3 separate regions of the Homo sapiens genome follow, and regions 1 and 3 are each linked to region 2. Evidence: chromatin loops called from intact Hi-C (ENCODE). Cell type or tissue: heart right ventricle. All regions are shown on one strand.

Region 1 (8,000 bases), 610 kb before region 2:
CAAGACTGTGACTACTTACTGGTAGGTCTTCATGAAGCTGAGAAAACCTGGAATTAGCTGTTGGCATTGCCACTTTGGGAAGAACTAGAGGGATACCAGGGAGCAGAGATTACAGGTATTACAGGTGTCATAAAAAAGTACAGAATATCTAAATGAACAAGATCACTCTTTTATTTGCAATTTTAGGTTGAGCCATTTTCTTGCTCACGTGGGCCTATTTTCTTTTCTACAGTGGGCCTACTTTCTAGGGTGAGGTGGATATGTCATCCTAGGTATTCAAAATAGCAAACCCTAAGTGGAGAGTGTGTGCATGTGTGTGTGTGTGTGTGTGTGTGTGTGAGAGAGAGAGAGAGAGAGAATGTGGGGAGGGATTTTCAAGTGCAGGTGTGGGGAGGGAGTTTTGAGTGTAGGTGTGTCTTATTTTTGTACTTTTACAGTCTCTAATACAGTGTCTGAAGTATGGAGAGTATTCAATAAATGCACATGTAGTGAATGATTATAAAGATGTCTCTAACTTCAGATACAGATCTGTCACTTGCCAATTCATGCTTTAATAACTTTTTAAAATATCTACCATAGTGCATAGATTTTTAGTCTTAAATATTTTTAAAGAAGTAGTGAAGGACTCTGGTAGCAACTTAAGGCAAACGATCATCTTTAAAAATTGCATATGAACAAACCGTTCTTTTTTTTTTTTTTTTTTTTTGAGACGGAGTCTCGCTCTTTCGCCCAGGCCAGACTGCAGTGGCGCAATCTCGGCTCGCTGCAAGCTCCGCCTCCCGGGTTCACCCATTCGCCTGCCTCAGCCTCCCGAGTAGCTGGGACTACAGGCGCCCGCCACCGCGCCGGGCCAATTTTTTGTACTTTTAGTAGAGACGGGGTTTCACCGTGTTAGCCAGGATGGTCTCGATCTCCTGACCTCATGATCCGCCCGCCTTGGCCTCCCAAAGTGCTGGGATTACAGGCGTGAGCCACCGCGCCCGGCTGAACAAACTGTTCTATAATGTTAAAAAGTTTTATATCATCCTTTTATTTGCTTGAATTTATTTTGCCACATCCCTTCCAATACATAATTTTAGCTTATGCTATAATACATTTTAATATTTATTGGTCATGCCATCAAAATTCCCTGTATCAAAATTACGAATGGAAATTGAAATTAAACATCTAAACAATTTCCTATGACCATAAGGCTCTAAGTGTTAAAAATTCTTCCGGATTGAATTATTAATACAATTCATTACTAGCATATATTTATTAAAAGCAACAGAGATGTATTATAAATATTGATAAGTCATTATTGAGTATTGTGTTATTTACGGTAGGGATGGCTGTTTAAACAAATCCCCAATTCCAGTGGCCTAACACAATGGAAGTTTATCTCTGGCCCATTTTCCAGTCTTAGGTGGATGTTCTAGTTGGTATGTGGCTCTCTGTCCAGTGATTCGGAGACTCAAGCCTCTTTTGATTTTATGGCTTCTCCATCCTTGAGCGCCTTGTCATCTTAGCAGAATCCAGCTGGAGAAGGAAGAGGATTGTATAGGGAAGACCTTCTTAAGAGCCTTGGCCTGGAAGTTCCACCCACTGTGACTGCTTCCTTTCTATGGGTGAGAAGTAGTCACATGACCATATGACATGCCTAAGGTCACTGGGTGAGCAGCTGCTTTCTAGGGAGGACTTTCTACTATAGGATGAGGCATGGGAGCTCACAGGTGGGCAGGCAGCCAACTACAACATAAAAGGGGAAGGTTGTTGTAAATACATTCTTTTAATGAGATGAATGCTTGCAAAAACATTATCATATTCCATTGATTAATTTTACTTATGGCCAAAATGTAATATGATTTAGTATCTATTCTATTTTTTCATTTTTATAGATACAAATACTGAGAAACCTTGTTCTCAGAAATATGGAGGTGGGAATAGAAATTATGTTTTAGAATTGTGACTCAATTCTTGGAATTCTAAGTAATATGGCAAAAGTGATATACTTATCTATCATTATCAGTTGATGACGTAATTAGGTCTTTCTGCAATGTTGTTGAAATCAAATAGTTGGAAAACACCTTATTTTCAAATGATGTTTCCCATTCATAAAGTGATTTCTTATTTATATTCCTGGAACATATAACCAAAAAACTTTACCAACATGTATTAAGTGACTATTAATTATACTGTTGCCCCTTTACTCACAGGCACCATATTTAATCAATAAGAGTGGGGAAAATTAAAATTTTACTTTCAGTATGCCTTTGTCAGTCCAATATTATCAAATGTCTTAATTGTCTTGCCTGCTTTGTAAATAATTTTTATCATTATTGAAATCTTAGAACTGCAGATTTAGCTTATTCAGTTGATGGAAAATATCTTCTATATAACCTAATGAGCAAAGCCAATTTCTTGTTGGCAAAGTATTCAGTCACATTAGGTTTACTTTCTTTATTTAATAAAACTAGAAAGGATTGACTTTATTTTTCAATATGTGTTTCAAAAAATAGTATTTTCCAAAGAACAATTAAGGAATAACTTAAAAGCACATCTTGTAAGATATATTACTACGAGCAATCAATAATGAAGTGATATATATCTAATAATTACTCTAATATTACTGCGATGTAAAGTGTGGCTAAAATTTGTTCTTTAAGAAGCTAGGTATATGAGGCATTTATTTGAAAAATGTGTATGTATTTGTGTATTAAACAGTGGTGGCTAGCTTTTTGAAATAATTAACAAATAAGAACCATGTATAAAGTCAGAAATTATTAATCACATTAGATATACTGATCAAACTTTCCTTATGTATTTAATGAAAGTGTATAAATGAATCAGTCTGACAGCTAGCATATAATTTTGTTTTTTCTTAAAAAGAGAGAAAAATATTAAACATTTTATAAGCTGAAATAAGGTAATGGCAGAATAATTGGAATAAATATTTCATAATATGATGTGTTATGTGATAGGTTTTAACTATATTATTGAATGAAACACACCAAATCTGAAAGATCACAAAAGGTTTTTATCTGCAGGAATGAGTCAGTGTACACTGGAGAATTCTGGTAGCTCAGAAAACATTCTTATCATGCTTAAAAGTATCAGCATCACTAAGATGTGCAGGTCCTTGGTATATATATGTCTAAAAGCAATCACTTAAATATTGAGGGAGGGGCCGGATCACGAGGTCAGGAGTTCGAGACCAGCCTGACCAACATGGTGAAAACCTGTCTGTACTAAAAATACAAAAATTAGCTGGGCGTGGTGACACACACCTGTAATCCCAGCTACTCGGGAGGCTGAGGCAGGAGAATCGCTTGAACCTGGAGGTGGAGATTGCAGTGAGCCTAGATTGTGCCATTGTACTCCAGCCTGGGCGACAGAGCGAGACTCTGTCTCAACTATATATATATAGAGAGAGTTATACACATATATATATAAAGAGAGTCTCAAATATATATATAGTTATATATAGTTATATATATAGTTATATATAGTTATATATGTTATATATGGTTATATATAGTTATATATAGTTATAGTTATATATAGTTATATATATAGTTATATATAGTTATATATATGTAGTTATATATATAGTTGTATATATGTAGTTACATATATATAGTTTTATATATATATATATATATAGAGAGAGAGAGGGTATATTTTCTGGGGCTCATTTTTATGTTTTCAGAGGACTCTCCCTCAAGAGTGCTGCTCTACTTGGCAATATTTGGGGGATGGAAGAGGTGAAACCCTTCACTGCGGTACTCTACAATATATCCAAATTCAGAACACTCTAGCACAGGCCAACATAGGCTCCGATGTCTCACTTAGCCTCACAGAAATATCTCCCAGACCTGCAGACACAGACAAATCCTAGACAAGCCTATGATGCTTTGATTAATCACTAATGGAGTTGTCCTTGAAGACAGTATTTTAAATTGTCCCTTTGACATCCTGCAGTTTTTTTACAGCTCAGGGCAATGCACAATAGTAAGATTCAGGATGGATAAGGATGTGTCTTTCTTTTTTGTCCAAAAATGCCATTTTAAAGAGAAGATGGGCAAGGAGACTGTATCTGATCATTCCAATCTGTTTTCAGGCAGATTTTAAGAATGACAGTCGAGGCACCTGGAAATTGATTCCCTTCCAAGTCTCTGTGCAAGGGGTATTCTTGCAAAATCTTAGCTTTTTAGTGCAATTTGATGCTCACTGGTATAGAGTCCCATGCAAGGCGATTGCTACCACCAGGTGGCAGCATCCTCTAGTTGTTGGTGGGCTCTAAGGCAGGAAAGAAACCCAGTTAAGTCTGTAACCTTAACAGCCTTGAACAAATGAACCTGAGCCAAGGCAGAGTGCACACAGACCCCATGAACCAAAGGAGACAAACCCACAACAGACAGAAGCTAAGGTGAATGTCTCTTAGTCTCATTTTCTGCTCACTTCAGCATGAACAGCTTGAGAGATGCACACTTAGCAAAACAGGATGAAGGTTAAAAGGTCCTCTGGAGCGGTAAGGAGGTAGCAGGTGATCTGTAGTCAAACTCCTAATTGTTCCTCTGAACCATTAGCACTTTTGGGCAACTTTTGTCTAGAACAAGTGCTAAATGTCACAGAGGTTTGTTCCCCTGCCCAGTGGTGCCCAGGCTGAGAGGGCAGGTTTAACCTGGTATCTCATCAGAACAGGGACAAAAGAAGACAAATCATATTGGAGCCACTCTCACCTGGCTTGGTCTTATTAGAGCTACCTGCTCTCCCCTGGGGTGATAAACAGTTGCATTTGCCTGATTCTTTCACTGGTTTAAAAGGCTGTGTGTCCTGTGATTGCAAAGTCAACTCAGACTGTTGACTTAACAATGTCAGAGCTGCCCTTCCTGTCCTCAAAGCACCTTCCTTCTTCCTTCCAGAGCTCACTGGGGTCTTAATGCTGTCAGAAGTATCCATATGGACTTAAAAATATTGCATCACAGCCTAGAGGTGACCAGCTCTATCACTAATGAAGAAGCAATTTAAGCTTTTGGGGCCCCAGTTTCCCCATTAGTAAAATCATGTGCATTGTGTACAAAGTAGCTGCTTGAGCGGAGCTTCATTATTCAACAGGGCTTAGATTTTTCTGGACTTTGCAGGAAGAAGTCTCTGCCCTTCTGGGTTTTGTGCTCTGCAGCTATGGACATGAAGATCACCCCATCCTCTCGGCAGTCCTCAGCAACATGAATGGCAGGCCTGTCCTAGGAAGAGATAGACATCAAGGCCACAATGCAAGCCATGCGCAGGTCATGGGTTCATGGTACTGTTGAGTTTTGACTCTTTACTGAGGAACTGAACTGGAATGAACAGCTTAGCAGGCATTATTCCTGGAAGGAACTTTCTAGGGAGGCTATAAGCTGGCTGGACCCCCAGACTCTGCTCTGTGTTCTGCCTCACTGAAAAACAAAATAGTTGTGACTAGCCCTACCTTCTCTTGGCTGACAGTAGTACCTGCTTGGAGCTGCTACTTGCTGATACCCACATGAGCCCAATGCCAGAATGCATAGCTAAAGTTCTGTTGCAAAGGGAGAGGTCATTCTTCCAGTGATGCCTGGCCTGCACTGGCAGCACCTATCCCACAGTGGCCCTCTGGCCTTCCCCAGGCTACCAGAAGCTGTGTCTGCCCTTCACAATTCTTCTGGGTGCTCAGCTCCTTTGGCTCAGAAGTTCACTACCTCTACCCTCTAAACTCCTGGCTGGAAACCTTAATCCCTTTCTCTATGTCCTCCACTTCACTCTGAACTTCTACCAGTATGGCTAATGGCTTTTTCAGCCACCTATCCTTCCTGCCACTCCTCATCCTGAATTTCAATCAGATCATCTACTTGTGAAGTAGTGTTTTCAGATATAGGTGCAGGGAAGCTTCTTTTATATTATCTTTCATGGGTATCTCATACTATTGTTCTTACCAACACAATATAGTCTTTATTCCCATTGACAAAGTCAATTACAAGGGCATAAACACGATTTATTTCTTTTCCAAGGGTCCCAGTGCTTCACCAACACCAACGCCACCACTAAGGGTTCCAGTGTGATCACCATCTGGGATCTACCTGTTCCAACTGCTTGTTTACCTCCTGTGCATGCTCCACGGGACATGGCTCTTTGCCTGTAGATCGCCAGGTACCCACAGCTTTACTGCCATGGTGCACTTCACTTCCTGCCTTGTCCACTCTCACCTGCACCAGTTATTGCTTACGTGGTAATCAGTATAGTCATTGATCTTCAGGGACCATCCAGCTACCCGATTTCCAATGTGGCTGCCTTTGCTATCTTGTTTTGGAAAATGTCTTAAGGCTGTTGAAGATTATATCTATTTGATCCTTTGTGCCCTTAGATGGAGAAAAGAAATGTATTGAGTAGAAGCTCTGAAAGTTTGGAAGGTCCCTCACACCATCCTCAGGTTCAGAGTTTCACTAGATGAAGTCACAGAACTCAGCAAGCCAATTTACCCATGGTTACAGTTTGTTAGAGCAGAAGAATACATTTGAAAATCAACAATAAGAAAAGGTACAAAAGGTAAAGTCTAGGAGAGACCAGGAATGGAGCTTCCCACTTGTCGCTCCCCAGTGAAGTCATACAGACTGCACTTATCTCTCCCCGCAACGATGTGTGACAATATGCCTAGGGTATTGCCAACTAGGGAAGTTCACTTGAGTCTCAGTGTCCAGAGATTTTATTGAGGAATCAGTCACATAGATATGGCTAGCCACCATACGACTGACTTTGATCTCTAGCCCCTCCAGAGATAAAGCTGATGTTGTGTTGTCCAAGGACCTCACCATAAATCTTATGGTTAGTACAGACTATCTGGCATGGCCCAAGGTCCTAGGTTTATAAAGACACTTTTGAAAGCCAGGACATTCCAAGGGCTTAAATGTTACCTTCCAGAAACTGGGGGTAAAGAGCCAAAACTTTCTTTGGGTTAATCCTTTACTGCATAAGCTCTAAGACCCCAATAATTCATGGCCCTATTTCTGGGGCATGATTCAGCCCAGAGAAGAGATCGGAGAAACCTACCTCCCATCATCAAAGAGCTCCTGGATGTTCCATCAAGCAAAACTGTGGGAGGAAATTCAGTGTTCCTATGGAGATGGTGGTGTGACCTGAGCTGGCTCAGAGGTTCTAAAAGCTTCTTCTCAAACATTGGCAAGGTCACAGGTACCCAATAAGGTACATCTTCCCTTTCCTTCAACAGTCCAAAACCTCCAGAACTCTCTCGAGGCAGTGATTAATACTAAACAAAGGACTTGAAGGATAGGAGGGATTCTGAACAGGGTAGAAATAAATAGTAGTGTGGGATATTCGTATAGTTTTCTTGGAAGAGGTAATATTTGAGTAGGATCTTGAAAAATGAGTAGACGTGTAAATGCCACAAGTAAAGGCAAAGATATATACATCATTGTCGGAATAGGAAAGAGTGTGGCACATCTGGGAATGATGAGGGGCCTTATGCAGCTGGGGGAGTCTATTGGTCAGACATGAGGCTGGAAATGGTGCAAGGGCTAGATAGGGAAGGGCTTCATATGCGATGCCAAGAGGCACAGACTATGCTGTGATTCCCTGGCAGTATAGCTGGTGGGACAAAGAGAAATCAAACTCAAAAAGTTCCCCTCTTGTCTACCATGTGTATACTCAAGTAGGTGATGAGATTGTAGGAAGAAGGTAGGATATAATAGCAGATAATTGGGTAGCCATATAGAAAAATCAAATAAAATTTGACCTTTACCTTATAAAACATATTTTTAAAAACCCAGTCTGGGTGTGGTGGCTCATGCTTGTAATCCCAGCACTTTGGGTGGCCGAGGTGGGAGAATCGCTCGAGCCCAGGAGTTTGAGACCAACCTGGGTAACATAGTGAGACCTCATCTGTATAAGAAATGAACAGCAGAGGGGCGAAGATGGCCAATTAGAAGCAGCTGCAGTCCGTGGCATTCACGGAGAGGAATGAAAGGCGTGAGTGAATACAGCACCTT
Region 2 (8,000 bases):
AACTGGACTCTGACCCAGCTTGGTCACTGTAACTCTGTGGTACTGGAGAAGTTTCCTAACCTCTCTGAGCCTCAGTGGCTTCATCTGTAAACTGGGATGAATAGTAGCAATAGTAGGTTTTGAAAGTCATTTTTCTTAAAAAATGCCATTAAAGGACCTAGTACAGGACTTTGGCCCACAGTAAGCCCTCATAGCGCTCCTATACTCCCCAGTTCTTGCCTAAGGGCAGAATGGAAAGTAGCAGCCTCCCCCTTGCTGACTGTACTGATGTTCCAAGACCCTTTGAAAGTTATGTGTCTGGGACTTAGTGCTAAAGAACTGGCCACCCCTGCCACTCAGATGCTGCTCGGCCAGGCAGTGAAGGAAAGATTCACTCCCCATCAAGCATGTAGCCCTTCATGCCCAAAGGCTTCTGGAATACTCTGACCCTCCCTCCCCCAGCTCTGCATCACCTTCAGCTACATCAGGGAAGATATTCCTGCTTGGTAGGGAACCTTGAGTCCAAAGTCACAATGGCATCCCAATGCCTGGATCTTACCAAAGAGACCGGATTTCCACCCTTCACAAAACCACTGTCTTTGTGGTTTTTCCTCTTTGGGGTAAAACTGCAAGAGATGCTTGGGGTCTCAAAGCTACTGGATCCCAGAAGCAGGCAGCCCAGCTCTGGAGCACTCCACCTTTCATCAGGGACACAGCCAAACCAAGAGAAGGACGCTGGGCTGGAAAACACATTCTGAGACCTTGGTGCTAGTCCTGGATCAGCCACTGGCTTAAATCCCTTTGCTTCCTGAATTTCCTATTGGGTTTACAAAGATAACATGTACCATTCATAGATGTCGTGAGGATAAAACGTTCTAATCAAAACGAAGGTGTTTTGCAAACTCCTAAGCTCTGTGTCCATGTGAGCTCCTCATGATGCTCCGTGACTTTTGAACAGGAAACTGTCTCAAGTGTTCTTGCAACACTCTCTCTCCTTCATAATAGATTTTGCTGCAACCTTCAGTGGCTTCTCATTGCCTGAAGCTGGACGAGTCAGCCACTGGGAGGTCTAGGCTTGGTCTCTAGCCCAGGCTCAGCCTCAGCCTTCCAGTGTGCATCTTCCTCTCTGGGTTTCAGTTTTCCTACCTGTAACCTAAGTTGGACTAGAACATTTCCAAGTTCCTCCCAGCCCTGTAAATTCTATCTTTGATACTTATCTTAGATCTTTACAAGGGCTTAGCAGTCTCCTAAAATAAGGGAAGAGAGTTGCTTCTACTCTAGCAAAAAAAAAGTTGGGGACAGATGAAGGAAGAATGGGTGAAATGTTGGAAATTTGTGAAGCTGAGTGAGAAGCAGGTGGGGGTTCATTATGCTACTTTCACCATTTTGTGTAACTTAAAAATTTTCCCTGATAAAAAAAGTTTTTATAAAATAGAAGTTCCATTGAATTTGAGTGTCTTTACAGCCTTTGTTTTCTGGTACCCTTGGGAGGCATCCATCCCGTTTAATAAAAGGTACCTTCCACAGGAAACTCCCTTCCTTTGTCATCTTTGGTATCCCCATCTCCATCTTCCACAACAGACAGTTTGAACAGCCGCACCACTCCAGCATCAGGACAGTTTGGGGGGGTTTCCAGAATCTTCTATTCCCACTTCCCATTTCTCAAATCATTTGACCTGTCGTACGTACAAAGTAAAAAGTCCTAGACAAGAGACAGGAGAGGATTTAAATTCTTGGCCAAGCTGGGGACATTAAGGAGGCCTCCAGGGCAAAGCCTCTATGCCTACAGCTGAGTCTTCATTGTGGATCTTAGTCCAGGTACAGAGGAATTAATGGTCAGAGGTGGTTTCTCCCTGGTTCATTACATGCCTTGTGTTTGGTAGCATTTTGAACGCATGGGGGAAGCGGTAGGGCTCAGTGCAGTGGTTTGGAGACCCCATGGCCTGTGCACAAAGCATCTCCTCATGTCTCAATTGCCCCTCACTGGTGAACTGTTCATAGTGCAGGGCCCCTGCTCAGGAGGTCTTCTCTTAACCTGAGGCAAGGTGGGTGACTCCCGTGGTCCCACCTAGATGGGCTGGCCATCCTAAGGAAAGGTAGCGATCATTCCAGGCCTAGGTACACCCTCTCAGTGGAGATGCCGGAACTACTTCCCACAATGACACAGGCGCTGTCAGGACGACAGACTCAGACTAAGTCCAAACCAAGGGAGGGCAATCCCAGCCCACCTGTCCTTTCTGTCTTGGTTCCCTCTCTGCCAGCCAAGCCCAAGTGGCCAGTCCCAGCTGCTGGCTCCTGCCCATAACAGGGCATCATGTGTCTGCCCTGAGGGGCTGCACTTTTCTCCACAGCCAGGCAAGTCTGCCCTGGAAAGTTGCCTTTTTTTTTTTTTTTTTTCCGGAGACGGAGTCTCGTTCTGTCACCCAGGCTGGAGTGCAGTGGCACGATCTCGGCTCACTGCAACCTCTGCCTCCTAGGTTCAAGTGATTCTCATGCCTCAGCCGCCTGAGTAGCTGGGATTTACAGATGTGTGCCATGGATGCCCGGCTAATTTTTGTATTTTTAGTAGGGACAGGTTTTCGCCATGTTGGCCAGGCTGGTCTCAAACTCCTGAACTTAGGTGATCTGCCTGCCTCGGCCTCCCAAAGTGCTGAGTTTACAGGGGTGAGTCGCCACACCAGGCCTGGAAAGTTGCTGTTCAAACCACTCTGCAGGCCGGGCGTGGTGGCTCACGCCTGTAATCCCAGCACTTTGGGTGGCCGAGGCGGGTGGATCACTTGAGGTCAGGAGTTCAAGACCAGTCTGGTCAACATGGTGAAACCTTGTCTCTACTAAAAATACAAAAAATTAGCTGGGCGTGGTGGCATGTGCCTGTAATCCTAGCTGCTGGGGAGGCTGAGGCAGGAGAATCACTTGAACCCGGGAGGCGGAGGTTGCAGTGAGCCGAGATCGTGCCACTGCACTCCAGCCTGGGGGACAGAGTGAGACTACGTCTCAAAAAACAAAACAAAACAAAACGAAACAAAGCAAAACAAAAAAACCACTCTTCAGTTGGCACATGCAGGCAGACAAGCCTCTGGAGTCAATGATGGCAAAAGTAACTGTTCAGGTTTTATCAGATTTTCCCTGTTGTGTGTTTTAAGCAAAAAATGCCGAAGAATCTTTATCTGAATAGCTCAGGTTTTTCTGTGGTCCAGTAAGAGGACATTGGGTGGGGAAGTAGGGGGAATGTACCCATATAAACTGGATGCATTCATTATGTTTTCATTGATTATTTATTGAACTCCTGCTATGTACCTAGCACTGAGCTGGGTGCTGAAGATGAAGAAAAATCAGACAAGTCCTGCCCTCAAAGAGTTCCCCAGACTAGACTAAGTAGCAATAAGACATAAACAGAAAAAGCTATCATAAAATAAAATAGAAAGCAATGAGTGTAAAAGGATTATGGTAAGGTGACGTAAGAATTTTTCTTTTTTTTTTTTTTTTAGACAAAGTCTCACTCTGTTGCCCAGGCTGGAGTGCAGTGGCATGATCTCGGCTCACTGCAACCTCTGCCTCCCAGGTTCAAGCGATTCTCAGCCTCCTGAGTAGTTGGGACTACTGGTGCGCACCACCATGCCCAGCTAATTTTTTGTATTTTTTGTCTTCAGTAGAGACAGGGTTTCACCATATCGTCCAGGCTGGTCTCTAACTTCTGACCTCGTGATCCACCCGCCTCGGCCTCCCAAAGTGCTGGGATTACAGTCATGAACCACCGCACCCAGCCGTAAGGATTTTTAAAAGGGAAAAAAAATGAATATTTACTGAACATCTAGCATGTGCCAGGATCGCACTGAGAATTCTACAAACCTCATCTCATTTAAAGTTTGTAAAAGGACTTATTAACTGTTTCACGGAGGAGGAACCCAAGACCCAGAACTTGACAGGTCACACAGCTAGTAAGTAGCAGAGCCAGGATTAAAACCCAGGGCCATCTGACTCCAAAATACATAGATTAAATGCTACTTGTAAATTTTTCTGCTAGGCATGGTGGCTAACGCCTGTAATCCCAACATTTTGGGAGGCCAAAGCAGGAGGATCATGTAAGGCCAGGAGGTCGAGATTGCGGTGAGCTATAATCACACCACTGCACCCCAGCCTGGGTGACGGAGTGGAACTTTGTCTTTAAAGACAAAGTTGTCTTTAAAGAAAAGTTTTTTTTGCCTGGGCGCGGTGGCTCACGCTTGTAATCCCAGCATTTTGGGAGGCCGAGGCGGGCGGATCACGAGGTCAGGAGATCGAGACCATCCTACATGGTGAAACCCCGTCTCTACTAAAACACAAAAAATTAGCCGGGTGCGGTGGCGGGCGCCTGTAGTCCCAGCTACTCAGGAGGCTGAGGCAGGAGAATGGCGTGAACCCAGGAGGCGGAGCTTGCAGTAAACCGAGATCGCGCCACTGCACTCCAGCCTGGGCGATAAAGCGAGACTCCGTCTCAAAAAAAAAAAAGAAGTTTTTTTTTGTTTTTCTTAAATTCACATATAATGAATGATAAATGCAACCACTTGATAGCTCTATTCAGCATAACAAACAATTGGGTATCAATCTCATCTCTAACTCTGGGTTATTGGGGCTTCTGCCGTTGCTGGGCTTGGCAGACTATCACGTAGGAAAATGTCCCAAGACTATCTCAACAGGCCGCCGCAGGGCGCCATCTCGTGTTCTCAAATGGAACTGCAGCGGAGGAACCTTTGTAGTCCTGAGCCCCTTCCTCTCTCTCTACTTAATATCAAACTGCAAAGTGCTGCAGGCACCATTACCAAAGGCTTAGCCTGAATTGAGAAAACCAGAGACCTCTGGCAACTCTGTATGGGAAAACACCTGCAAATCAGAGTTGCTGTTCTGCTGTGTTTGCAACAAACGTCCTTCATAATACAAGGAGTTCCTTGTCTGTGACAGACCTTTGCTAAGACACTGGAGATTTGAGAGGGAAGATGTGGCCCTTGAGTTGCTCACAGTCTAGTGAGGGAACAGCCAAATGCATGAAAATCATAACTGCATGTGCCAAGTGCTCTGATAGAGAGGAACACAGAGTGAATTGGAAAGCCTCCCGGATGAGATTACCATGGAGCTGAAGCTTTGGCATGTGTAGGAGTCTGTCAGACTGAGAAGAGGTTAAAGATAGATGATCCAGGCTGAAGGATGGGATAGAAAAGTGAACAGAAGCTGGGGCAGAACTGCAAGTGTTTCAATTTCAGCAAAGTCCAGTTAACAACCAGTGGAGGAAAGGCCACAGGTGGCCAGGGGCCAGGTCATAAAGGATCTTCAAGTGATGTTAAGAAGAATAGACCTTCTCCTGCAGGCTATGGGGCTTGGAGCAAGTCACTGACTCAGTTAGATCTGAATTTTATTTTATTATTATTATTATTATTATTATTATTATTATTATTATTATTGAGATGGAGTTTCGCTCTTGTTGCCCAGGCTGGAGTGCAGCGGCATGATCTGGGCTCACTGCAACCTCTGCCTCTTGGGTTCAAGCCATTGTCCTACCTCAGCCTCCCGAGTAGCTGGGATTACAGGCGCCTGCCACCATGCCTGGCTAATATTTTTTGTATTTTTAGTACAGAGGGGGGTTTCGCCATGATGGCCAGTCTGTTCTCGAACTCCTGACCTCAGGTGATCCACCCGCCTCGGCCTCCCAAAGTGCTGGGGATTACAGGTGTGAGCCACTGTACCTGGCCTAGATCTGCATTTTAGAAAGAATAATCTAGTAACAGAGGAGAGTCTGGAAGGGAGAGGACCAGAAACCAGGAACCTGGTTCAGATGCTTTCGTAATTTGGTAATCCCCTTTGTAACTAGAGAAGACATACTTGAGACCCAAATTAAGGTCAAGATCATCAGGGTGGAGACAAAAAGACAGATCTGAGAGGCATTAAGGAAGCAAAACCACAGTGACCGATGACTTGGGAATGAGGAAACTGGAGGAGTTGAGTAAGTAAAGGATACACTCCTGAGGGCAGGTTTGATGGAGAGGATAAGATCCGCTTAGGACATGTGGAGTTGGTATTGAAGGAACAAAGGAGGCAGTTCAGTGGGTCTGGAGCTTTGGAGAGATGTTTCAGCCAGAGACTGGGAGTCATTCACATATTTATAGCTCTGAAGTCTTCGAAGAAATTGAAATCACCCATGAAAAGCGGGTCGTGTGGGACGAGAAGAAAAAGCATAGGATAGTACCTGGGGGACCTTGGATGTTGTTTTCAAGCTTCTAGAAAAGGAGCCTGTACAAGATCAAGAAGGTGGCCCAAAGTGGTAGGAATGAAAAACAGGCACATATGGAATATATACTTCTGAGAGTACCGAAGATTTTCCAAAGGGTATCCAGGAATGGAACTTTAAGAGAATCTTCAATTTCGTGTGTTCTCTTTTCTAAGCCAGATTGCTTGCCAATGAACCAATATTTGAAGGATTGTGCTGTGGGTTTTCTTTCCTACTTCCTATTCCACAATCCTAGTCTGCCACTGTGGTGCATTTTTCCCCAGGGTATGAAAATCTAGGGTGCCAGAGCAAAGGGACAGCTCAAAGTTTTAGTGTAGACAGTGACAGCATCACTAGGAACCAATCAAATATCAGCTGATACACTGTTAAAAGCAATTCTGATGATAGATTATTATGTGATTTTGGGAGGAGATTTCTAATTGAATGACATTTATATAACAAATCTTTCCTTCCTATCTACTTATTTTGTTTTAAAAAAATTTCTCAGTGCTTATGGTCATAAAAAAAATAAACAAAAACAGAAAAAAGAAAAAGTGATGCTGACCCCTAGCAAAAAGAAATAGTCACTCATGGATATATAAACAAATAGATAACATAATTTTTTAAGTCCTATCTGTCTCATTAAGAGATGCATCCCCAGCCGGGTGTGGTGGGTCACGCCTGTAATCCTAGCACTTTGGGAGGCCGAGGCGGGTGGATCACCTGAGGTCAGGAGTTTGAGACCAGCCAGGCCAACCCGGTGAAACCCCATCTCTACTAAAAATACAAAAATTAGCCTGGTGTGGTAATGTGGATGCATCATCCCCAACAAAAGTATACACTTTCATATTAAGATTTATAAGATACTTGTTATTTTGAATACTAATAATTATTACAATGATAACTGCATCCAAAAGAAATTGCTCTTCATCTGACCCTTTTCCATTTAGTCCTGCTGTGAAAATCTTTGTCCCGGCCCCTGCCCCATGTCACTCGTCAGTTTCCATGATTCCTCCTCTCTGTTCCAGGCTCTCCCAAATCCACTCCCATCTCTCAACACCCCAAGACTGATCTTCCTACAGTCTGACCATAGGAGTCCCTGGGAACCCAAAGTGTGGGCCCTGGGGCTCCAGCATCAGCATTGGCATCACTGTGGATTTTTTTTTTTTTTTTTTTTCGAGACGGAGTTTCGCTCTTGTTGCCCAGACTGGAGTACAGTGGCGCAATCTTGGCTCACTGCAACCTCTGCCTCCTGGGTTCAAGCAATTCTCCTGCCTCAGCCTCTCAAGTAGCTGGGATCACAGGTGCCCGCCACCACACCTGGCTAATTTTTGTATTTTTAGTAGAGACGGGGTTTCACCATGTTGGCCAGGCTGGTCTGGAACTCCTGACCTCAGGTGATCTGCCCGCCTCAGCTTCCCACAGTGCTGGGATTACAGGCGTAAGCCACTGCACCCGGACCCAGGATTTTCATTTTGGTTACAATGCAGCTCAGCAGTCCTCCAATGGAATACTGAATAAACAAACTATAGTACATATGTAAACAGAATACTACTCAGTAATAAAAAAAAGACTGGGCTGGGCACGGTGGCTCATGCCTGTAATCCCAGCACTTTGGGAGGCCAAGGTGGGCAGATCACTTGAAGTCAAGAGTTCGAGGCCAGCTTGGCCAACATGGTGAAACCCCATCTCTACTAAAAATGCAAAAAATAGCTGGGTGTGGTGGTGGGCACCTATAATCCCAGCTACTCAGGAGGCTGAGACAGGAAAATTGCTTGAACCC
Region 3 (8,000 bases), 220 kb before region 2:
GGAAATATATGTGCATAACTGTCTCTCATAAGCTAGTGAAAGCCAGCTGTACTACACCACTGGCATTGTGGCACAGATTTTGAATGCTCTATTCTGGGTTTGTTGCGGGTTGTTGCTTTTTTTAAAAACCTTTTTCCTTTTTAAATTTCATTTAGCTAATTTTGATTAACTTATCTTCGGGTTCACTGATCATTTCCTTGGCTGTGTTGTGTCTACTAATGAGCCCATAGAAAGTATTCTTCTGTGTTATTATGTTTCTCAGTCCTAGCATTTTCATCCAATTATTTCATAGTTTCCATCTAATAAAATCAACCATCTGGTTCATGCATGTTGCCCACCTTTTCCATTATCATTTTTAACATATTAATCATTGTTGTTTTTAATTTCCTGTGTGACAGTTCCAACTTCTGTCATATCTGAGTCTGCTATGGTTTATTTCTTTGTCTCTTCACAGTGTGTTGGTTTTTTCTTGCTTCTTTGTATGCTTCATAAATACATGTTGAAAGTTGATAGGATATTAGAGAATGTATTAAATAAGTATTATGCCTGGAAATGCCTTTCCTCCTGCCAGGACTTTTAGGTGACGTTTGAATCAACTTAGTTGGAAGTTAAACAAGTTTTGGAATTTGTTGCTGTTATGGTTAATCTCAGTGTTCTATAGTCTTCAAAATTCTCCAGTGTTGCTTTTTGTTCAGAGTAGTGGCTGGTATGCCAGAGAGGGTTTCTTAACATATGCTCTACTCACAACTTTGGGGCTTCCCTTTGCACTGAATTTCTGAGATTTCTTCCCATGCTGTTGTCCCTCTCCCAGAATATACCACTGTTACTTGACATTTATTAGCATGAAGAGGTGAGTGAAAAATGGGGGGCAGCATTTTTAGTATTCTTAATTAAGCCTCAGACATGGACAGGCATAGTATCCACAAATCTTAAGGGTGGAGTATTTTCAGTGGTCCTTCCCTGCCCCCATTTGTAGGTCTGGACTGGTCACATATTCTTACCCATCTCTTAGGGGCAGAGGGTTTTTTCTATTTCCTTCCACCTGCTGCAATGAGTTTTCACCAGTGCCCTATAGGCAAAGTATTTTTCCCTGTCCCAACAGGACTTGGGACTTTTGTCCCAGAGAGAAGACACTGTTCTACTCCCCCAGTCCTGCACCAGCATGGACACTTTCTTAGGACTCTCACCCTGCCCCTAATCTTTTTTCTGAGCACCTGTTGAAATCCTTGGAGAAGAGTCTTAGGTGGGTGGGAATTCCCTTTGTGTCTGTGGTCCCAGATACTATATATTCTCTCACTAGCCCACACTCTGCCTTTAACATTTCGTTAAGGTTTTAGCTGAATTCTTCTTACCAGCATCCACTGCCATCTACCCTGGGTAAGGAAATGCTCATGACCCATCTCTCCTTGGTGATGGTGCCTTTCCCTGGATTTTATTTCAGTCAGTTGTCCGGCAGCCTCAGCTCTCTGATGAATTCAAGAAAAGCTGTGTATTTGTAGGTTTCTAATACTGTCTTAGCTGTAAAAATGAAAACGATTTTCCTCCCTGCTCTCCACATCCCAGGCAGAAGCCAGAAGCCCCAAATATGGACTCTCCATATGTAAATTATAAGAGTATGCTGTGTTCAACTCTGTAAAAATAAATTTCAAAATCTCTGTGAAATACATATATTTCTTTAAATCTTATTTGCAAAGTTATATAAAACATTTTGCTGTTATTATTAAAGATTGAAGATATAAAACTGGTTTGTTGATGGTCTGAACTCAGTGGGACACAAACGTGAATTTTTTTTCAGAGTCTTCAACTCTGCCTTGTCTGTTTCTCTTATCAACACCTTGATGACACTTAGGGCAAAACCTACATAGCTTTCTGGTCACTTTTAGGTAATTTTCTTTTTAAGTCCAGTTGCATTGAAAACTTAAACTTCTTATTATCCTGTCTCCTCTCCCAAGTGTTCTCTTAGTTACACCGACTGACCATCCATGCCCTCCATGTAGCAGGCACTCAAGTGCTGGTTCTTGGGGAGGTTAGAGGCAGCGGGGCATAAGCTTTTCAGAAAGGTACTCTCCGTGACACAGGGAGATGGCTCTGGCACCTCTCTCAATATGGAATATTTAGTATTTAGTATTTATTTTCCTCAACTTTAAGGCATTGACAGCAATTCTAGACAACACAGAAAGCCACGTTTATCAATATTCTTTCACACAAGCTTCCCCCTCTCTGGTATATCTTCTGCATTTCAGAGACAGAAACCACATTCAATAATGCCATCTGATTATCTTTGAGCAGCTCCCCATCACTAAGAGGACAATGCTTAAATTCCTTAATAGGAACTACTGTAAGGGAAGGGGGCGAGGAGCTAACATTTGCTGTAAGTCTACAGTGTGCCAACCACTTTACATGGGTTATTTTATTTGAAGTTATAACCCTCTTGAGAGGTAAGTCTTATTATTCCAAGTTTTTAATTAAAGTAAATCAGTCACAGGAAGATTAAGTAGTTACCTACAGCACATAGCTATAAGCATAGATGTGGGATTTGAACCCGATTCTAAATCTAAACTTAAAACCTGAACCCCGGTTTCCAAGGCCCAGCTGATCCCACTACTACACTTTGCTGCCTTCCTTCCTGATGTGGAACCTTTGTTTCTGAGCAGGGGCTCCCAACCTAGGCTGCACATTGGAGTCACCTGGAAAACCATTTCTGAGCAGGTGGGGGTGAGGGTGGTCTAGAGGAAGATAGCTTTTGAAAAGCCCCAGGGATTTTAGTGTGCAGCCAAGGCTGAGAACAACTGCTTTAGAGCTCATCTCTGACCTCTTTCTTCCAAGCGCTCTGCTCTAACCTTACAGAGATTCCTGGGGGCTCTCCCACATGGGGCTTGCTTATTCCACCTCCAGGCCTTTGCACATGCTATTCTCTCAGAGTAGAAAATCCCCCCCATGATTTCTCGTCACACAAGATTCAGTCCCAGTGTCATCTCCTCTGTGAATCGTTCCCCAGACCCCATTGGCACAGTTTCTTGCTCCTTTATCCTCAAGGCACATTATGTATAAATCTGTTGCCATTTATCCCAAGTTATTTTAATGATTATTGAACAGTAATTCTTCCCTTTGAGAATCTGAGCTCTTTGATAAGTATTCTCTGTTTCTCCATCTCATAACATCATCCATGACCCAAATCAGGCCCTCAGAAATATTAGTTAAATTAATAAATTTCACTTTCATAGGAATAAAAATCATAATTGGGCAAGGAAGACTCTACTTGTTCTCAGATTCTTCTGTCTCCACCTGTAGTGAGCTTGACCTTGAAACCACATGGGTGGGGTCTTGATATACAAAGAGCAATAAAGCAGCTGCAGGAGAGAGCTGGCCTTGCAAATGTAGCCCCTTAAGGTGACAGCTTATGCGGCAGCTGGTGTTCTGCTACCACAGCCAGGCCCAGCTCCTGGCCGGACCCTTCTTTGCCTGCTGTCCCGTTCCCTGGGCTCCATCTGCAGAACAGGACAGCTCCCATTGCCCTTTCTCTTCACTCCAAGGAACACTGCATTGTAGATTTAACTTGAAGTTCAAAATTCCCAGAAACACTCCACTTTAGAATAGTGACACTCAGAGTGGAAGGTAGGGCTGGCACCTACCTAGCGTGTCCCATCAGCGTCTATGAGCCACTGTCATATGTATCTTCTCTTATAAGCCTCTAAACTCCTCTCAAAAGTAGGCATTATCATACTCATTGAACAGATCAGGAAAGCATAAGTCAGCAGGAACAAGGGACTCATCGCTCATTGCACAACTAATCAGAGACAGAGCCAGGATCCAATGCCAGGTCCCCAGGCCCTGGAGCCAGCACCTCCATCCCTCAGGGCCGCCTGATTCCACCGGGGACATTCCTAGGAGGTGAAACAGAGTTTCTCAACCTTGGCACTGTTGACACTTTGGACTAGATAATTCTTCTGTACAGGGGCTGTGCTGGGCACGGTAAGATGCATCCCTGGCCTCTACCCATTAGATGGCAGTAGCACCTCCCAGTTATGACAACAAAAAATAAAAATTGCCAAATAACCCCTGGTGGCAAAATGCCCCATGGATGTTCACAATGTAAAGGATTTGACCCCATTCCAGTCTCAGATCTTGCTTGCAAATAACTGAAACTGATCCTGGTTCACTTAAGGGGAGAAAAAAGGGATGCATTGGAAATGGTATTGGATGACTCATAAGATCCACGGGGATGCCGTAGAATAAGATTCAGAAAAAAAGAGGAGGGAACAGAGGGGGCCAGATCACCAAAATCACACCACAGGAAAACTTCATTCATCCTTCCAACAAATATTTAATCTAACAACGATGGATGGAGTGCCTACCATGTGCCAGGCCCTTGGGATACGTCAGCAAACAAAACAGACAAAGCGCCCACCCCCATGAAGCTTGCATTCCAGTGGGGAAAACCATAAGCAATAAACATTTTAGAAAGTAAGTAACATGATATATTAGAAAATGGCAAATGCAGCCTTTTTAAAAAGTAGAGGAAGATAAGGGGGAGACGTGGATGCTGAGAGGGGATAGGGAAAGATAGGCCTGATTTAGTCTAGCTGAAACATCACTGCCACACGCAGGTCACTCACTACTTCTGGCACCTGCCTGCTGCCCACTGGAGACCATGAATATCACTTCTATCCTGAGACTGTAGAGGTCATTGCTAGAGGAATGAATTCTCTGTCCCTTGCTTCTCACCATCGCTAACTCCAGCTTTACTGTCTCAGGTAGGAGCATCTGCTTGGACAAGCCTGGATCACATGACTGCATCCCAGCTCACATGACTGCATCCCAGCAACCCAGACATGGGATGGCAAATGTCTGACCATTTTGGCTTCTATAGTAGGACGTACACATCAGATGCCGGGCTGAAAAAAATAAAAGAATGCCCATTGTGAGGACATAACCTCAGAAATTAGGCCAACAGGCAGGACCGATGAGAGGAATGAGGTAAAGAGATCAGAACACATTAGCAGAGGGTTTATGAAATGAGATTCTGATTCCAGAGGCCAGCTCAGTGGAGCCCATTATGTGTCTTCTTATAAACAGGTCCTTTTAAAAAATCCAACAAACTGTAAATAATTCTGTACAAACTAGATTTCCACTTCAATGAGTCTGTGTTAAGCAAAGTCTGATGAAGAAAAATCGAGCCATTTAGATTGCTGTTTCCATAACCAGGATGGAGTATCACATTTAAATTTGTAGGAACAGTGATTAGGGCACGGGGGGGTCATCGTTTCAAATGCAGCATCTCTCTCCTGTGTTGTATTAAGCACCTCTTCTGGCTGTTTGCCTGAACACGAGGTCTTGATTCATCCTCTAATTGTTGTCAAGATGCAGTTCAGTCACGAAGGTCAAAAAAACAAAATGTCTAAATCGGCAGCAAAATGAACATTCATGCTCCTTCCCATTTCGTTAATCTATTTAAGCCAATTTTGCATCTATTGTTTATGAGATTTTCCTACTGGTTGGTGGCTTTGCAGCACATGTTCACTCAGGACACTCTATCACAGCCATCCTGTTGTTGATGGCCAAGAACTACCAAGATTAGTAGGTAGCCATGCTATACCAGACACTAAATATTTGAACACCTCTCTGGTAGAGCCTCGGGGGAAATTGGCCCTTCTTCTATGTAAGTCATGAAACAGAAATTTGGAACTGACCTTATGGGGTATGGGATCCACTTCACAGGAGTGAAAACAGAGGCCGAAAAAAGCAAGGACTTCCTTAAAGATACACAGTAAGCCCCTGCCTTCCTGGCTTCCTTCCTGGTTCAGGATGAGAATTAAGATCAGCAGAACTTAGAGCAGCTCTGGCCAGTGGAAATACAATGCAAGCCACAAATGCAAGCTGCACATGTCATTCTAAATTTTTCAGTAGGCACATTTTTAAAAGATAAAAAAAGAACCAAGTGAAATAAGCACAAATAATATATATTTTATTTAAATCAGTATATCCAATATATTATCATTTCAACATGTAATCAATAGAAAAAACTATTAAGTCTTTTACATTCTTTACTAAGTCTTCAAACCCCAGTGTGTGTGCATTTTCTATTCGCAGCACATCTCCATCAGGAGTAACTGCACGCAGCTCCTGAGGCTGCCATATTGGACAGCGAGGGAGCCTGCTCTATTTTTGCATCTGGGAAGTTCTTTCTCTAATTAACCAATGAGTTCTCAAAAAACTCTTTTAAGAGTTAGCAGAATGTGAAAAAAAAATAGTGTAATCATTAGAATTTCAGGTTGGGCAGTTGGAAGAATTTCAGTGCCTTGCAATGTGTTTCCAGGGAAGATTAAGTGCATTTCCCTCTCTGGCAATTTTAAGGAACAACTGGACTCCACAAATAGCCATTGAGGGCTGACAGTGCACCAGGTACTGAGCCAGCTGCTGAGGATGCCCCATCAACAAGATAGGCTTTCCCTGTCCTCAAAGCTCTTGGCCCTCAGCAGAGGAACAATCTATGCAAAGAAGGGGGTGGGGATGAATCCACACCATGTCTGCGGTCATGGGATTCTAGCATTGCTCTGTGGGACACCCGTGGCCACTGGAAAGAGAATAGAATAAAGTGCTGGAATGTAGAGTGCTAATAAAGCATTCCTCTTCTTTCTAGGGCTTTAACCAATTGAGAGATGCCACAGAATTCAGATGGTGATCAATGTGTCAGTCTGATGGCTGCTAGTTAGCTCCAAGGATAAAATAGTCTTCCTTCTCCTTCCCCGTGAGGGAAATCCTAGTTACAGAGAGAATAGCTGTAACTCCTAGTTACACAGAGAACAGCTGGACACCTGTGTCTCTCCTCACCAAGAAGCTAGGCTTGCCACACACAAGAATGCATGAAAAATTCCCAGAAAATGCCATGAAAAATGCCCAGAAAAAGAGGGCCAATGAGAGGGGAAATTAGGCTCTGCAGGGGCAATGCCCTATTCTAACCTCATCATCAGGTGAGCCGTGCCAATGGCACTGGGGACAAGAAGAGCAGTGCCTTCTCCTCAACCCTTCCATAACTCTGGAAGTTCCCAGGAGCCAGGCTGGTAGGGAACAATGGTTTACCTTACTCAAGGTGACTGTTCTATGGCCTTCACAATGAAGCACATGGTCAACCAGGAGCATTGGTGTCCCCTGAGAAATGGGACAGAAGAGGGAGACCAGACTTTCATCAAGACAGGCCTGCTCCTCCTTTCTGTGTGTCTCCTCTGCCAATAGCAACCTCTCCTTCGGGAGTGAAGGCAGTTCAGTTTTTGCAGCCATTCCAGAACTCGGGATGGATCTAAACAGCATATTAGCTAAAGGCCATACGGAACTTTAGGCCAGAACGGCAGTCACTATTCTATCTCTAATTTTAAATTATGCATACCCACATTATCTAGATAGCCCGCTCAGAGAGTAAGTAACAAATACAAATGACAACACAGAATTTCTCCAAGAATTACAATGCCAATCATATACATAGTGCTCTAAGGTAGACCTCCTCTCATGTCTAATTTCCCAAGAAAAGTTCAAGTCCAAAAACATAAGTTCCCTTCCCTCGTAACTTAAAGTTCATGTAAATTCTCATGGCTTCTTTTGCTCGCTGATCCTTCAATTCAATCTGTCAATCCCAGCCATTAAGGTTACAGCCTGAGTAGAGAGAAGCCTCTGTCAGCAGCTCACAGTCTGGGCTCTTTCCCTGGAGTGGTTCAAACTCTTTCAGGCTCAATATTTTAGACTCTAAGTGTCCATAGGCTACAGAAAGTTATCAGAGTACCAGCCTTAGCCACCAACATCCTTAGATACCAAAGCAGTTGTCCCAGGGGACATTCATTTTTCAGGATGCAGTGCCCAGTGTCACCCAAACCCACATTGCTATTGTCGGAAAACAATCCAGTAGAGATTTAGTGGCCTCTTGGGCAAAGAGAAAAATTCTGAAAGGAAAGAAAAAGCCTTCTTTGTTTCAGTTGTGCCAGGATGCTGGCCCGTCCATGCTGGTCATC

What was found. Hi-C counts contacts between places; a loop is a spot of excess contacts. Peaks named below come from ENCODE experiments on the same cell type or tissue, not always from the same donor. Only the 100,000 strongest peaks of a DNase experiment are listed, where the experiment ranks them.
Region 1: it touches region 2 in a loop (18-fold over the local background); 53 of 110 quality-filtered maps call a loop at or near these places.
Region 3: it touches region 2 in a loop (4-fold over the local background); 16 of 110 quality-filtered maps call a loop at or near these places.

Annotation. Positions count from the first base shown.
Region 1 is chr15:79,376,960-79,384,959 of GRCh38, forward strand. It overlaps a transcript of TMED3 not described here. Among named protein-coding and RNA genes, the nearest start is that of MINAR1, 51 kb to the right of the region's middle. RefSeq lists a silencer at 4,168-4,217 and an enhancer at 4,308-4,517. In heart right ventricle, a CTCF peak has its summit at 4,255 (motif pointing right); a DNase peak (open chromatin) is centred at 4,272.
Region 2 is chr15:79,988,901-79,996,900 of GRCh38, forward strand. No RefSeq gene overlaps it. Among named protein-coding and RNA genes, the nearest start is that of BCL2A1, 22 kb to the left of the region's middle. In heart right ventricle, CTCF peaks have their summits at 4,681 (motif pointing left) and 4,903; DNase peaks (open chromatin) are centred at 4,681 and 5,001; H3K27ac peaks cover 327 bases; H3K27me3 peaks cover 22 bases.
Region 3 is chr15:79,765,336-79,773,335 of GRCh38, forward strand. No RefSeq gene overlaps it. Among named protein-coding and RNA genes, the nearest start is that of TRC-GCA5-1, 25 kb to the left of the region's middle. In heart right ventricle, a CTCF peak has its summit at 4,008 (motif pointing right); no DNase peak of the experiment used is centred here.